Regions from separate parts of the Homo sapiens genome. Here region 1 is linked to region 2. A link is an interaction called in ENCODE POLR2A ChIA-PET data of the cell type or tissue named here. Cell type or tissue: A673. All regions are shown on one strand. Links, peaks and the distances in the headings refer to the core of each region. The heading gives the core; the rest is flanking DNA. Region 1 overlaps SPTB (spectrin beta, erythrocytic). Region 2 has its middle 58 kb from the start of PLEKHG3.

The links. Peaks named below come from ENCODE experiments on the same cell type or tissue, not always from the same donor. Only the 100,000 strongest peaks of a DNase experiment are listed, where the experiment ranks them.
Region 1: POLR2A ChIA-PET joins it to region 2 with 6 read pairs; 4 of 35 experiments call an interaction of 5 or more read pairs at or near these places.

Annotation. Positions count from the first base shown.
Region 1 is chr14:64,770,104-64,774,126 of GRCh38, reverse strand. SPTB (spectrin beta, erythrocytic) reads left to right here. Exons shown (of 36, transcript NM_001355436.2): 25 at 703-907; 26 at 1,173-1,547; 27 at 2,998-3,242. Among named protein-coding and RNA genes, the nearest start is that of MIR7855, 14 kb to the left of the region's middle. In A673, for the core only: no CTCF peak of the experiment used is centred there; no DNase peak of the experiment used is centred there.
Region 2 is chr14:64,641,332-64,651,000 of GRCh38, reverse strand. No RefSeq gene overlaps it. Among named protein-coding and RNA genes, the nearest start is that of PLEKHG3, 58 kb to the left of the region's middle. In A673, for the core only: no CTCF peak of the experiment used is centred there; DNase peaks (open chromatin) are centred at 4,730 and 5,380; H3K27ac peaks cover 2,347 bases.

The DNA.
Region 1 (4,023 bases), core at 101-2,600, 130 kb before region 2:
ACCAATTTTCCGAAGGGTTACAATATGCTAAGGGACACTGAAGACTACTTTAGCTTTTATTTTTATGGTCCAGAAGGTCTCCAGGACTTCACAGTCCAGACAGAACCATGATGTAGGAGTGCAGGTGGAAACCTGTGCCCACATGGGCTGCGAGGTTTTGTGGATCCTGCATAAATGGAAGCCCACTGGGCCACAGACCACACACTGCCCCCAGCCATGGCCCTGTCCTCAGCTGCCATTAGGGTGCCCACCACTGTGGGTCCTCAGCAGCCACCCCAGAGGTTTCCCTGGGAGCCACATTGTCTGGGCCCCTAGTATGTCTTTTCCCTCCCTGGAGGGCTGAGCAGAGCTGTTGCTGCGGGAGCCCCACTCAGGTAGTGCTGCTCCCCCAGCCTCTCTGGAAGAACAATGGAGGCGTTCCCCATTTGCACTTGTCCCTGTAAGCTTGCCAGAGTGAGGGGCACCATGGGAAGCACCCCTCCAGGACAGAATTCCAGGACACAGTGTGTCATCCCCTGAGGCTAGGGTGTGGCCCCTTCTCTCCCCAGCTCTTCCCCGGCAAAGCCCCTGTCATTTCTCCAGAGCTTCACTCCCTACCTATCCCTGCCAGGGGGCTGTGGTTGGCATATGTTGGCTCCCTGGAGCCACGGCTCTGGGTTCGTGGCTGCCGTCTCTGAGGGCCTTTTTGGTTTTGAATTCCAGGGAACAGATCATCAGACTTCAGGGGCAAGTGGACAAGCACTACGCAGGGCTGAAGGACGTGGCGGAAGAGCGCAAGCGCAAGCTGGAGAACATGTACCACCTGTTCCAGCTCAAGCGGGAGACCGACGACCTGGAGCAGTGGATTTCAGAAAAGGAGCTAGTGGCCTCTTCCCCGGAAATGGGGCAAGACTTTGACCACGTGACTGTGAGTAGCCACAACTCCTGCTGTTTTTGTCTTTCTCTAATGCGGTAGACGCAGCCAGCCGTCACTCAAGACACACAGAGTGCTGCATAGGACGTAACCTCCCCAGTGTGAGGCGGGACCAGCCGATGCAGGCCTGCCCTGGGGAAGGTGTGACAGCGCAGCTCCCGGAGCTGCAGTTGCTGCCTGGGAAAGTCTTTGGCTAAGCTGGTGACACCTGTAACCCCTGTGCCCCCCATAACCACATTTCTGTCTGCCCCATGCCTAGCTTCTGCGGGACAAGTTCCGGGACTTTGCCCGGGAGACCGGGGCGATTGGGCAGGAGCGGGTGGACAATGTGAATGCCTTCATCGAGCGACTCATCGACGCGGGCCACAGCGAGGCGGCCACCATCGCCGAGTGGAAGGACGGGCTGAACGAGATGTGGGCAGACCTCCTGGAGCTCATTGACACGCGCATGCAGCTGCTGGCCGCCTCCTATGACCTGCACCGCTACTTCTACACGGGTGCCGAGATCCTGGGCCTCATCGACGAGAAGCACCGCGAGCTGCCCGAGGACGTGGGGCTGGACGCCAGCACGGCCGAGTCCTTCCACCGGGTGCACACAGCCTTCGAGCGGGAGCTCCACCTGCTGGGTGTCCAGGTACCTTCAGCCCCCTGCCGCCCACCTGCTACCAATTTCCAGGAGCCCTGGGTGTCAGTCCCCACCTGGCTGTCAGCAGGAAAACCTCTAGGATAAGTGCCAGGAGGTTTTGCCTCCTTAGACAGCCAGGAGCTCAGGGCTGGGAGCAGTGGCTTTCAGATGTTCCTTAGCTTCAGAAGTCATTCTTTAAACTGAATCCTCACAAAAGGCCAATGCATACAATACTATACGGTTGCAGTTTCTCCAGTTGTGCAGTACTATTAGTGGACACACGCACAGCACTTTTCTAGCACCAGGTGCTCTTCTGAGCAATGTATGTAGCCGCTGGACCCTCATGGCAGTCCTCTGAGGCAGCTACTAATATTCCCTGCACTTTGTAGATGAGAAAAGGGAGAGGTAGAAGACCCATAAGTTTCCCAGGAACATGTAGGTACGAAGTGGAGCCAGGGCTCAGACCCTGGCAGTCTAGCTATAGACCCCACATACTTAGCCACCGGGCACTTCAGCCTTTCCACATGGGAGCTGGAGAGCCCCCAAGTTCTACTGTTCAGACCCCTGCCCCATCACTGGAGTGCCCTCCGCAGATCCGTAGGGTGCCCCAGAGCTTGGTGTGATAGAAAGGGCAAATGCAAGGGGGCCCCTGTTGCTGAGGGCTCCCCCAGCTTCCAGTGCAGCAGGGAGAGGTAGGCTGGCTGCGCAATCCCAGGCCAGCCCTGCAGGGCTTGGGGACAGAACACCAGGGTTGGCTGGGCCCCTGGTTCATCCAAAAGGGGACCTCTTAGGGAAGTGTCCTCCAGCTGGAGTGGAGGGCCTGGTGTGTGGCTGTTGCATTTGGGGATGCCAGGGCCCCTGAGATAGGTGTAGCCCCACTGAGGTCTTAGGAGTGAGGTTTCACTGTCCCCAGGGCCAGCCTCAATCAGGGGATCTGGTGCAACCACTTCCTTGGAGAGGCAGCACACAGAATGGTTAAGAACGGGGACTCAGGAGCACGGTGCAAATCCCAGCTGTACCCCTTTACTAGTGTGAAGGACCCTGGACCAGTTACTTAGCTTCCTTGTGCCTCGTTTTCCCCATCTCAGAAACAGCAATAGTAATAGTACCTCCTTCCTGGGTTTGTTGGAAAGACGAAGAGAGTTCATCAGTAGAAAGTGTTTAGAACAGTGCCTGATATGTAGTTCCTCTCATTAGTGTATTGTTGAGGAGATCAAAGGGCAGGATTTCCTCTCACTCCCAAACCTTCACAAAGTTCAAGAGGTATCTTGGGTAGGCAGAGGTGTTAAAGCAAGGAGTCTTCTCCTACAGCACCCACTGGGTGGAGGCTGAAGATCCTACCTTCCAGCAGTGCCCTGGGCAGGGAGGCCAGGAGGAGGTAGCTGCCCTTCCAGTCCTAGGCCCACAGCACCTAGGGAGCAATGTCCAGGGAACAATGTCTGATTTTGCCTGACCACAGGTGCAGCAGTTCCAGGACGTGGCCACCCGTCTGCAGACAGCATATGCTGGGGAGAAGGCAGAGGCCATCCAGAACAAGGAGCAGGAGGTGTCTGCCGCGTGGCAGGCGCTGCTCGATGCCTGTGCCGGGCGCCGGACCCAGCTAGTGGACACGGCGGATAAATTCCGCTTCTTCAGCATGGCCCGTGACCTCCTCTCCTGGATGGAGAGCATCATCCGGCAGATCGAGACCCAGGAGAGGCCCAGGTGAGGGGAGTGTCCTTGAGGCAGAGGCAGCTCCTCTCCAGGCCAGAGGAGCCCGGCCAACCAGGGTGCTGCACTGTGGCTCCTCCGTGAAGGGACAGTCCTGGACTATCGTTCCATGAAAATCCCTGGGGGACACTTGAGGCCTGAGGCTGGATCGAGGCAGAAATGGCCTGGGTCAGCTTCCACTGGGAGGACCAATCGCTCCAGAGTCAGGAGAGTCCTGAGTGTAGAGAGAGAGACATCTGTCATTCAGGTTCTCTAATGGGAACAGTGACCATGGTTGTCAGTGAAAATAAGCAACTCACATATCCAAAGCTGGGCAGGTCTAAGACTGCGCATTCTTCTCCCAGCCCTGGGATGTGAGGGGGCCCTTCCCCCAAAACTCAGGAAGAAGCTCATCGTCCATGAGAGGAGGAGTCAGGCATGTGGGCAGTGAGAGCCCCTGCAGAGATCAGACCACTCTGCCCAGTCTGTGTCACTTCATCAGTTATTGCTGATCCATCTCCATCCTATTGCCCCTAAGGTGTCTGTCCTGATGGTCTTACTTTTAACATCCTTATGGAGATATAATTCACATACCACACTTCATCCATTTAGTGTGTATCATTCAGTGGTTTTTAATATATTCGCTGTTACACAACTATCCCCACAATCTAAGGTTAGAAGATTTTCATCACTCCGCCCCTATTAGCAGTCACTCCCCATTCCCCTCTCTTCCTAGTCCCTGGAAACCACTACTCAACTTTCTGTCTCTCTAGATTTGCCTGTTCTGGACATTTCA
Region 2 (9,669 bases), core at 4,316-6,815:
TGATTGGCTAGGCTTGGGTCTCATGCCTGCCTCTTGGGCTGAAGTGAGGGGGAAGAAAGGGAACTGTGATTGGCAGCCTCATCAGGATCACCTTCCCCAAGGGAAGGAGGCCTGCACTAACCCTCAAATGTGGGTAGGTAGCAAGGGAGGGGGAGAAGCTGGTGGATAAAAACAACAGCTTTCAGGCTAGGAGCAGTGGCTCATGCCTGTAATTCCAACACTTCGGAGGCCAAGGTGGGAGGATTGCTTGAGGCCAGGAGTTGGAGACCAGAGGCCAGGAGTTGGAGACCAGACTGGGCAACATAATGAGACCCCTATCTCTACAAAAATAAAAATAAAAATAAAAAAATTAGCTGGGTGTGGTGGTGCAACTGTAGTCCCAGCTACTTGGGAGGCTGAGGCAGGAGGATCACCTGAGCCCAGGAGTTCAAGGCTGCAGTGAGCTATGATCATGGCACTGCACTCCAGCCTGGGCAACAGAGCAAGATCCTGTCTCAAAACACACACACACCCCAATAAAACAGCTTTTTGCTGTACCCCCATTTCCAGACCTGCTTAGGCAGCAGTGGCCCCAGCAATCCCAGCCATTCAAGGATACAGTCGCTGCCTCTGCGGAGCTTGCTGCACCCAGACTCAGGCTCAAGTGCAGCACCTTGTTTGACTCGTCCAGTGCACACCTTCCTGAGACGAGTTCAAGGGGCGGGCTGCAATGACTTCTGCACCTACATTATCATCCTTCTTCTAAATTCCCCTGAACGTTCCCCTCAGAGTTGCCTTCCCCTGATTCGCCCCCGATCTGTTCCAATTCTCCAAAAGTTGCTCCCACAGAATGAACTAAAAAAGCATGCGCAGATGCATAATCTCCAGCCCAGTCCTCAGCTTTCTCAATCAGCTGTGGTCATTTTAGGTCGGGGCGCTCTGGAGCCCAGGTGTTATCAGTTCACGTAACGCAGGTGTGGCAGCCTCCCCCTTCCCACCTCATCCCTTGTCCCTTTGAGGTGAGCAGAGAATTGCTCTTTCCTGACCAGGGACATCTTCTCTGCTGACCGCAAACTATCAGTCCTGTGCTGCCACCACCCCCGATGACACAGGGGCTGTGACATTTCACCAGTGTCCCTTTAGGATGCCTGACGGGGTTTTCTCTGTGAACCTGCCTTGCTATCCTCCCCAGGGGGCTGAGGTGATGTCAGCCATCCTTTGTGGATGGCCAGGTGGTTCTTCGAAGATCCGGTGCCGTGGGAGGAGCAGGAGTTTCAACTACACAACGCTGTCATCGCCTCAAAAGCAACATAAGGGGAGAGAGTTGCTGCACAAGCTGCCCAGGGCTGCAATAACAAAGTACCACAAACTGGGTGGCTTACAACAGACATTTACTGTCTCACAGTTCTAGAGACAGGAAGTCCACACTCAAGGTCCCAGCGGGGCCATGCTCACTCACTCGGAAGGTGCTCGGGAGGGATCTGTTCCAAGCCTCTCTTCCTTGGCTCTAGTTCCTTGGTGTGTGGCAACATCACTCCCATCTGCACGTGGTGTTCTCCTGTGGACATGTCTGTGTGCAAATTCCCCCACCACCCTACCCTTTTTTTTTTTTGATACAAAGTTTCACTCTTGTCGCCCAGGCTGGAGTGCAATGGCACAATCTGGGCTCACTGCAACCTCTGCCTCCCGGGTTCAAGTGATTCTCCTGCCTCAGCCTCCTGAGTAGCTGGGATTACAGGTGCCCACCACCATGCCCAGCTAATTTTTGTATTTTTACTAAAGAGAGAGTTTGACCATATTGGTCAGTCTGGTCTTGAACTCCTGACCTCAAGTGATCCGCCCACCTCAGCCTCCCAAAGTGCTGGGATTATAGGTGTGAGCCACCACACCCGGCCAATTTCCCCTTCTTAGAAGGACACCAGTCATAGTCAATTAGAGTTCACACTAATGATCTCATTTTAACTTGTTTAACCCTATCTCCAAAAACAAACAATACAAAAAGACCCTGTCTCCAGATAGGGTCACATCATGAAGTGCTGGTGGTGAGGATTCCAGCCTATCCTCTGTGGAAGAAACACAATTCAACCCATAAGAACTGCAATCCTGGGCCTTCAAAATAAGGTGGTGGGGCTGTAGGCTGCTTTCTGTCTTTCTCTTTTAACTTCTCTTCTGTACTCCAAGTTTTCCTCTTTCCAGGCAACTGACTTTTCCATATCCCCTGGTCCAGGGTTCCTTAGCCCCTCCTTGGCTACAGCAGGAGGTCTCTTGTGGGATTCTTTCTTCTGCCAGTGGAGGCCCCTGTGCTGAGCCATTGTGATGCTGCAGTGCGAGGTGACTGTATGGTTGGGGATCACTATGGAGTTCAGTCTTCTCACCAGCCAGAGGAGCGACAGATGTGTTCACCGCTTTTCCCAAAAACGTGACAAACCATTCCAAGATAAGCACTGACCAGTCTCAGTGCTTGTTGGCTTGTTTGTTTGGTGCAGAGTTGAGTTAATCATTCTCTCCAGTTCAAGGGAATTTCCATCAAGGGTCATCGCTACCTCCTCTTCTTTTTTTTTTTTTTTTTTTTTTTTTTTTTTTTTTTTTCGAGACAGAGTCTCACTCTGTCGCCCAGGCTGGAGTGCAGTGGCAGGATCTTGGCTCACTGCAACCTCCACCTCCCAGGTTCAAACGATTCTCCTGCCTCAGCCTTCTGAGTAACTGAGATTACAGGTGCCCACAAACATGCCCAGCTAATTTTTGTATTTTGTTTAGTAGAGACGGGGTTTTGCCGTGTTGGCCAGGCTAGTGTTAAACTCCTGATCTCAGGTGATCTGCCCGCCTTGGCCTTCCAAAGTGCTGGGATTACAGGCATGCACCACCATGCCCGCCTAATTTTTTGTATCTTTAATAGAGCCAGGGTTTCACCACGTTGGCCAGGCTGGTCTTGAACTCCTGACCTCAGGTGATCCATTCGCCTCAGCCTCCCAAAGTGCTGGGATTACAGGCATAAGCCACCATGCCCGGCCTACCTCCTCTTCTGCTTGGTCTTTTCCTTTCCTCATCAATCGTCTCTCCCAACCCTGCCTCCTTCCAAAGGCACCCACTCTGGGGTTTGCTGCAGGTCCTTGTCAAGTAGATAGAGGTTTTTTGTTTGTACTTGTAATTTATATAAATAGTGTAGTGTTCTAGATGGTATGTGTCTCACCTGTATCATTCTATTGATGTTCCTCATGTTAATATGATTTTATTCCCACTCCTTGTGTACCATAAGCTCTGACATTTGTTAGGTTAAATAACATTTTATTCTTTCTGGACCAGTTTACATTACACGAGCCTTAGAAGTCACTATAATTGATACTCTCCTCCACATCCTGAAGGGGCAATGCTCAGTCTGATTCGATTGACTTCTCATTCTACATCTTTCCACCCATCTCCCTTGGAAAGGGCAATGGGGCCTTTCCCACTTCACCTCATGTGGCCCAGACACTTAAAAATGCACTGCAGTTGGCCGGGCACGGTGGCTCACACCTGTAATCCCAGCACTTTGGGAGGCCGAGGCGAGCAGATCACGAGGTCAGGAGATCGAGACCATCCTGGCTAACACAGTAAAACCCTGTCTCTACTAAAAATACAAAAAAAATTTGCCGGGCGTGTTGGCAGGAGCCTGTAGTCCCAGCTACTTGGGAGGCTGAGGCAGGAGAATGGTGTGAACCCAGGAGGCAGAGCTTGCAGTGAGTGGAGATAGCACCACTACACTCCAGCCTGGGCGACAGAGCAAGACTCCATCCCAAAAAAAAAAAAAAAAAAAGCACTGCGGTCGAGATAAATGATGCAGTGAGGATTCAACCAGCCATATCCAGCATGTGGGGATTGCAGAGGACAAACGACCTGGTTTCTTTAACACATAAATGTAATTGAAAGAAGGCAAGGGGGTAAGGGAGAAATGACAACGGATTAAGAAATACTTAAGAGATATATCAACCAAATGCAATGTGAGAACTTTATTTAGATCAGGATGTAAAAAAAATAACTGTAAAAAGATATTTTTAAAGATATTGGGGGGCGCTGGGCGTGGTGGCTCACGCCTGTAATCCCAGCACTTTGGGAGACCGAGACGAGAGGACCACTTCAGCCCAGGAGTTCAAGACTAACCTGGGCAACATAGCGAGACCCTGTTTCTATTTAAAAAAAAAAAAAACACAAGATATTAGGGTAATTTGCAACACAGATTATAAATGAGATGAGGTGATGGAATTACTAATTTTGTTAGGCATGGTCATTTCATTATTGGTATGGTAGTTATAAAGTTCTTACCTGCTAGAGATGGAAACTTGAAGCCAGATGAAATAATATGATGTCTAGTATTTGCTTTAGGACTCTAAGCCTAGTGCAGTGGCTCACACCTGTAATCATGGCACTTTGGGAGGCTGAGGTGGGAGGATCGCTTGAGCCCAGGAATTGAAGACCAGCCTCAGCAATATAGCAAGACTCTGACTCTACTACTACTACTACTACTAATAATAATAATAAAAATTAGCCAGGTGTGGTGGTGCACACCTATGGTCCCAGCAATGACTCTAGTGTAGGGGCCAGCAAATTTTTTCTGTAAAGGACCGGATAGCAAATATTTTAGCTTTTGAGGGCCATATGGTCTCTATCATGACTGCTCAGCCTTGCTGTTGTGTTGCAAAAGCAGCTATGGAAAATACATAAGTGAATGGCATGGCCGTGTTGCAATAAAACTTTGTTTACAAGAACAGGAGGCAGGCTGGATTTGGCCCATGGGATTGTCATTTACCAATCCCAGCTCTACCGCAAAAAAAAAGGAGGGGGCAGATAGGTGAAAAAGATGTACAAAATGTCGATATTTGTTGAAGCCGGATGACTTAATACATGGTAGTTCATTTCACTATCTTCTCTATTTTTGTATGTTTGAATATTTCCGTACCTAAAAAATATTCAAATGCATGGAAGAGATCTTTTTGCAGAAAAAGGCCTTTCACCTCCCTCCTTCTCTCTTTATCTCCCCCACTTCTTTTACCTTTGCCTGTCATTTTCTCAGGGCTGTTTCAGATGCCCACTGGCACACACACTTGCACTTCAATGTATTTTCAAAATCAGAGTGAATGTCCTAGGCAGCCCCACTGCTGAGGAATGCCACAGAATTCTGCAGCAAACCCTTAGGATGGGGTCGCAGATGGTTTCCCAAGAGACTCCCAGGCCATTTCCTCTCCGAGTTTTATACCCTTGTAAACACTTTTCCTAAAATGGAGTTTCCAGTCCTGGGGGCTGAAGCAAACCGCCCTCAGGGAAGCACTGTTGTTTTCTTCTTTCTCAGCAGGAAACAGGAATGTCCTGGGGAGTGTTAGAAATTTACCAGACGGCTCTGGTGAAGGGCTGGGAACTTCAGCTGGAATTTGGAATATGGTCAGCATCTGGGAGTTCAAAGGAAAAAATGTGAAGCTATTCATCAGACTCCATAAATTCTCTTAAAAGTAGATCATTATAAAATAAAGAGGAGACACTAGGTCATGTTGTCAGGTTAAAGGAATTACGCACATCTCCCATGAAACTGCCCTGAATGCGTAGGCGGAGCACATATGTCATTTCAAATTGTGGGTGGCAGCTCTACTAAGGAAAGAACAGCCTTTAACCCTTCTTTTCCAAGATCCTTCAGGGCATGACGGGGCCTCTGCAAAAGCTGGCCCTACCCTGTCTTCCCCGTGCAGGAACTGGGTGCTCTCTACCTGTCCTTAGCATGTGCCTCTGCCCCCGCCTGGCAGTGGTACAGGAAAGGGGACCCAATCCAGACCCCAAGAGAGGGTTCTTGGATCTCACACAAGAAAGAATTCAGGGCAAGTCCATAGAGTAAAGTGAAGCAAGTTTATTAGGAAAGTAAAGGAACAAAAGAATGGCTACTTCATGGACAGAGCAGCCCCGAGGGCTGCTGGTTGCCCATTTTTTGTGTTTATTTCTTGATTACATGCTAAACAAGGGGTGGATTATTCACGCCTCCCTTTTTAGACCATATAGGATAACTTCCTGTCATTGCCATGGCATTTGTAAACCATCATGGCGCTGGTGGGAGTGTAGCAGTGAGGATGACCAGAGGCCAGTCTCGTGGCCATCTTGGTTCTGGTGAGATTTAGCCGGCTTCTTTACTGCAACCTGTTTTATCAGCAAGGTCTTCATGACCTGTGTCTTGTGCCGACCTCCTATCTCATCCTGTGACTAGAATGCCTAACCTTCTGGGAATGCAGCCTAGTAGGTTTCAGCCTTATTTTACCCAGCCCCTATTCAAGATGGAGTTGTTCTCGTTCGCATGCCTCTGACAGTAGGATCTTGCTCTCTCTAGTCACTTATCTAAGCTCAGCGTTCCATCTGAGTTCTAGCTCTTGTTGAAGGTAAGAGACCTTTCCTGTCCATGCCAGCTCCTGGTAGGCTCTCTTCTCATGAGCTTCTCCAGCACATTCTGATGGTACCATCTGTTATCACATAATGTGTTTTGCCCTATTTACCACCTAGGAGAATGAATGCTGGCTGCTGTAACAGATGATCCAAATTCTCAGTCGATTAACACAATAAAAGTTATTTTCACTCGTCACAATACAAGGTGACTGTTCCTGGCCAGGTAAGCCTCCCACATAGTCATTCAGGGTCCCCCAAGCTCTCTCTACTTTGTGGCTCCATCCTTTTCTAGGTCCTTGGAGTCTTGGCCGTTTAGTTGGCAGATGAAAAAAGACAGCATGAGGAAGGTACACTCATTTCTTTCGTAAAACACTTTGGGAGATTCATCCATACTGTGACGTGAAGCAACAGTTCATTCTCTTTCATTGCTGTATAATATTCCATTGCATGAACATACCATGATTTATTCATTCATTCTACTACTAATGGGCATTAGGTTGTTTTCCGTTTTAAGCTATTATCAATAAAGCTATTATGAATGTGTCTTTTGGTGCACGTACGTGTACATTTCTGTTGGGCATGTACCTAGAAGTAGAATTCCTGGGTCATAGGGCATACATATGCAAAGATTTGGTATATGTTGGCAAATAGTTTTCCAAAGTGATTAGACAAATCCACATGCCCGTCAGCATTGCATGAGACTTCCAGTTGCTCCACCTCCTTGCTGACACTTGGTATTGTCTCTTTTTCATTTAGCTATGCTGGTATGGCTGCAGTGATGTCTCCTTGTGGTTTTAACTTGCATTTTCCTAATGACTAATGTTATTGAGGACTCTTTTAATAGGTTCATTAGCCATTTTGATATTCTGTTTTGGGAATTTCCTGTCCAAGGCTTTGGCCTACTTTTCTATTGGGAAGTCTGTTCTTTTCTTATTGGTTTGAAGAAGTTATTTATATATTCTGGATATGAATTCTTTGTCAAGTATATGTATTGCAGATATACTCTCATACTCTGGAGCTTTCCTTTTCACTCTCTACATGGTATTCTTGATAAACAGAAGTTTTGAACGTTAACAAAATTATGAAATGTCAATCTTTTCTTTTATGGTTAGTATTTTTTTGTGAACCATTCAAGAAATCTTTGTCTACCTCAAGGTCATGAAGATATTCTATGTTATCTTTTAGAAGCTTTATTATTTTGCCTTTCACATGTAGGTCTATGATTTATCTGTAATTTATTTTTGCGTTTGATATGATGTAGAGATCAAGGTTTGTTTTTTCCTGGTTGAATAACACCATTCTTCCTCCCACTTCATTGCAGTGGGAACTTTGTTGCAAATTAGGTGACTGTTTATGTGTGGGTCCATTTGGGGACTCTATTTTATTATATTGGTCTATTTGTTTATGCTCTCTCTGCTATCATGCACTTTTAGTTATGGTAGCTTAAAAATCAGTGCTTTATATCTTCTATCTTTGTTCTTCCTCAAGATTGTCTTTGCTGTGCTTAGCACTTTGCATTTCAAAATTTGCTTATCAGTTTTTACATGTACACATATAAGTCTGCTGGGATTTTGATTGGAATTGAATTGAATCTATAAATAAATTTGGGGAAGTTAACAGCTTTATAATATTCTTTCAATCCATGGACATAGTAGTATATGCCTCTTTTTTTGTAGTTTTTGGTATAGAAGTCTTACATATCTTTTGTTGTTTATTCCTAGCTAGTGTTTTTTGATGTTATTGACAAGGGAACTATTTTTGCAATTTCACTTTCCAAAGACATACAATTGACTTTTCTATACTGACCTGTCTGGTTATCTTGACACATTAATTTCTTAACCATTTTGACCACTCCCACTCACAGTTCATTAGCCAGAATGAACTGGCTACATCTAAATGCAAGGGAGGCTGGGACAGTGAGCCTACCTGAGTACCTAGGAAGAAACGGAAAGGAATTTCAGTGAACATAGAAGATGCTTCTACACTCTATGTTGAGATTTGAACATCCATGGGTTTACCCTGTGACCTCATTATGCTGCAAGGAGTTATAAAGCTTTATAAAGCTCTCCAGGAACTTAAACCAAGTGTTCAGCCAATTTATAACTTGAGGAGTCCTTTAGAATACTTTAATTTGAAAAAGATTGCATTAAAAGTTAAACTCTTATAAACTGTGGTACATCCATTTGATGGAATATGATTCAGCACTAAGAAGAAATGATCTATCAAGCCATGAAGACATGGAGGAAACTTAAGTGCATATTACTAATCAAAAGAAGCCAATCTGAGAATGCTATATACTGTATGACTCCAATTACATGATACTCTGAAAGAGGCAAAACTATGGAGACAATAAAAAGATCAGTGGTTGCCAGGAGCTAAGGGATGGAGAAGGATGAATAGGCAGAGCACAGAGGATTTTTAGGGCAGTGAAACTACTCCATATGATACTATAATGGTGGACACATGTCATTACACATTTGCTAAAACCCGTAGAATGTATAACAGCAAGAGTGAATCCAAATGTAAACAATGGACTTTGGGTGGTAGTGATGTGTGATAGGTTCATTGATTATAACAAAAGTACCACTCTGGTGTGGGATGTGGGTGGTGGTGGAGGCTTTGCACGTCGTGGGAGGAGGCATATGTGCACTATGTACCTTCTGCTCAATTTTACTGTGAATGTAAAACTGCTCTAAAAAATGAAGTCAGGCAGGCATGGTGACTCATGCCTGTAATCCTAGCAATTTGGGAGGTCAAGGTGGGAGGATCACTTGAACCCAGGAGTTTGAGATCAGCCTGGGCAACATAGAGAGATCCCAACTCTACAAAATAAAAATTAAAAATTAGCCAGGTGTGGTGGTGTGTGCCTGTAGTCTCAGCTATTTCGGAGGCCAAGGAAGGAGAATCCCCTGAGCCCAGGAGTTTGAGGCTACAGTGAGCCAAGATCGCACCACTGCACTCCAGTCTGGGTGAGAGAGTGAGAGCCTGTCTCAAAAAAGAAAAAAAAAGCCCAGGCACAGTGGCTCACACCTGTAATCCCAGCACTTTGGAAGGCTGAGGCAGGCAGATCATGAGGTCAGGAGTTCGAGACCAGCCTGGCCAACATAGCAAAACCACATCTCTACTAAAAATACAAAAATTAGCCAGACATCGTGGTGCACGCCTGTAGTCCCAGCTACTCGGGAGGCTGAGGCAGGAGAATCACTTGAACCCGGGAGGCGGAGGTTGTGTGAGCCAAGATTGCGCCACTGCACTCCAGCCTGGGCAGGAGAGCAAGACTCTGTCTCAAAAAAAAGT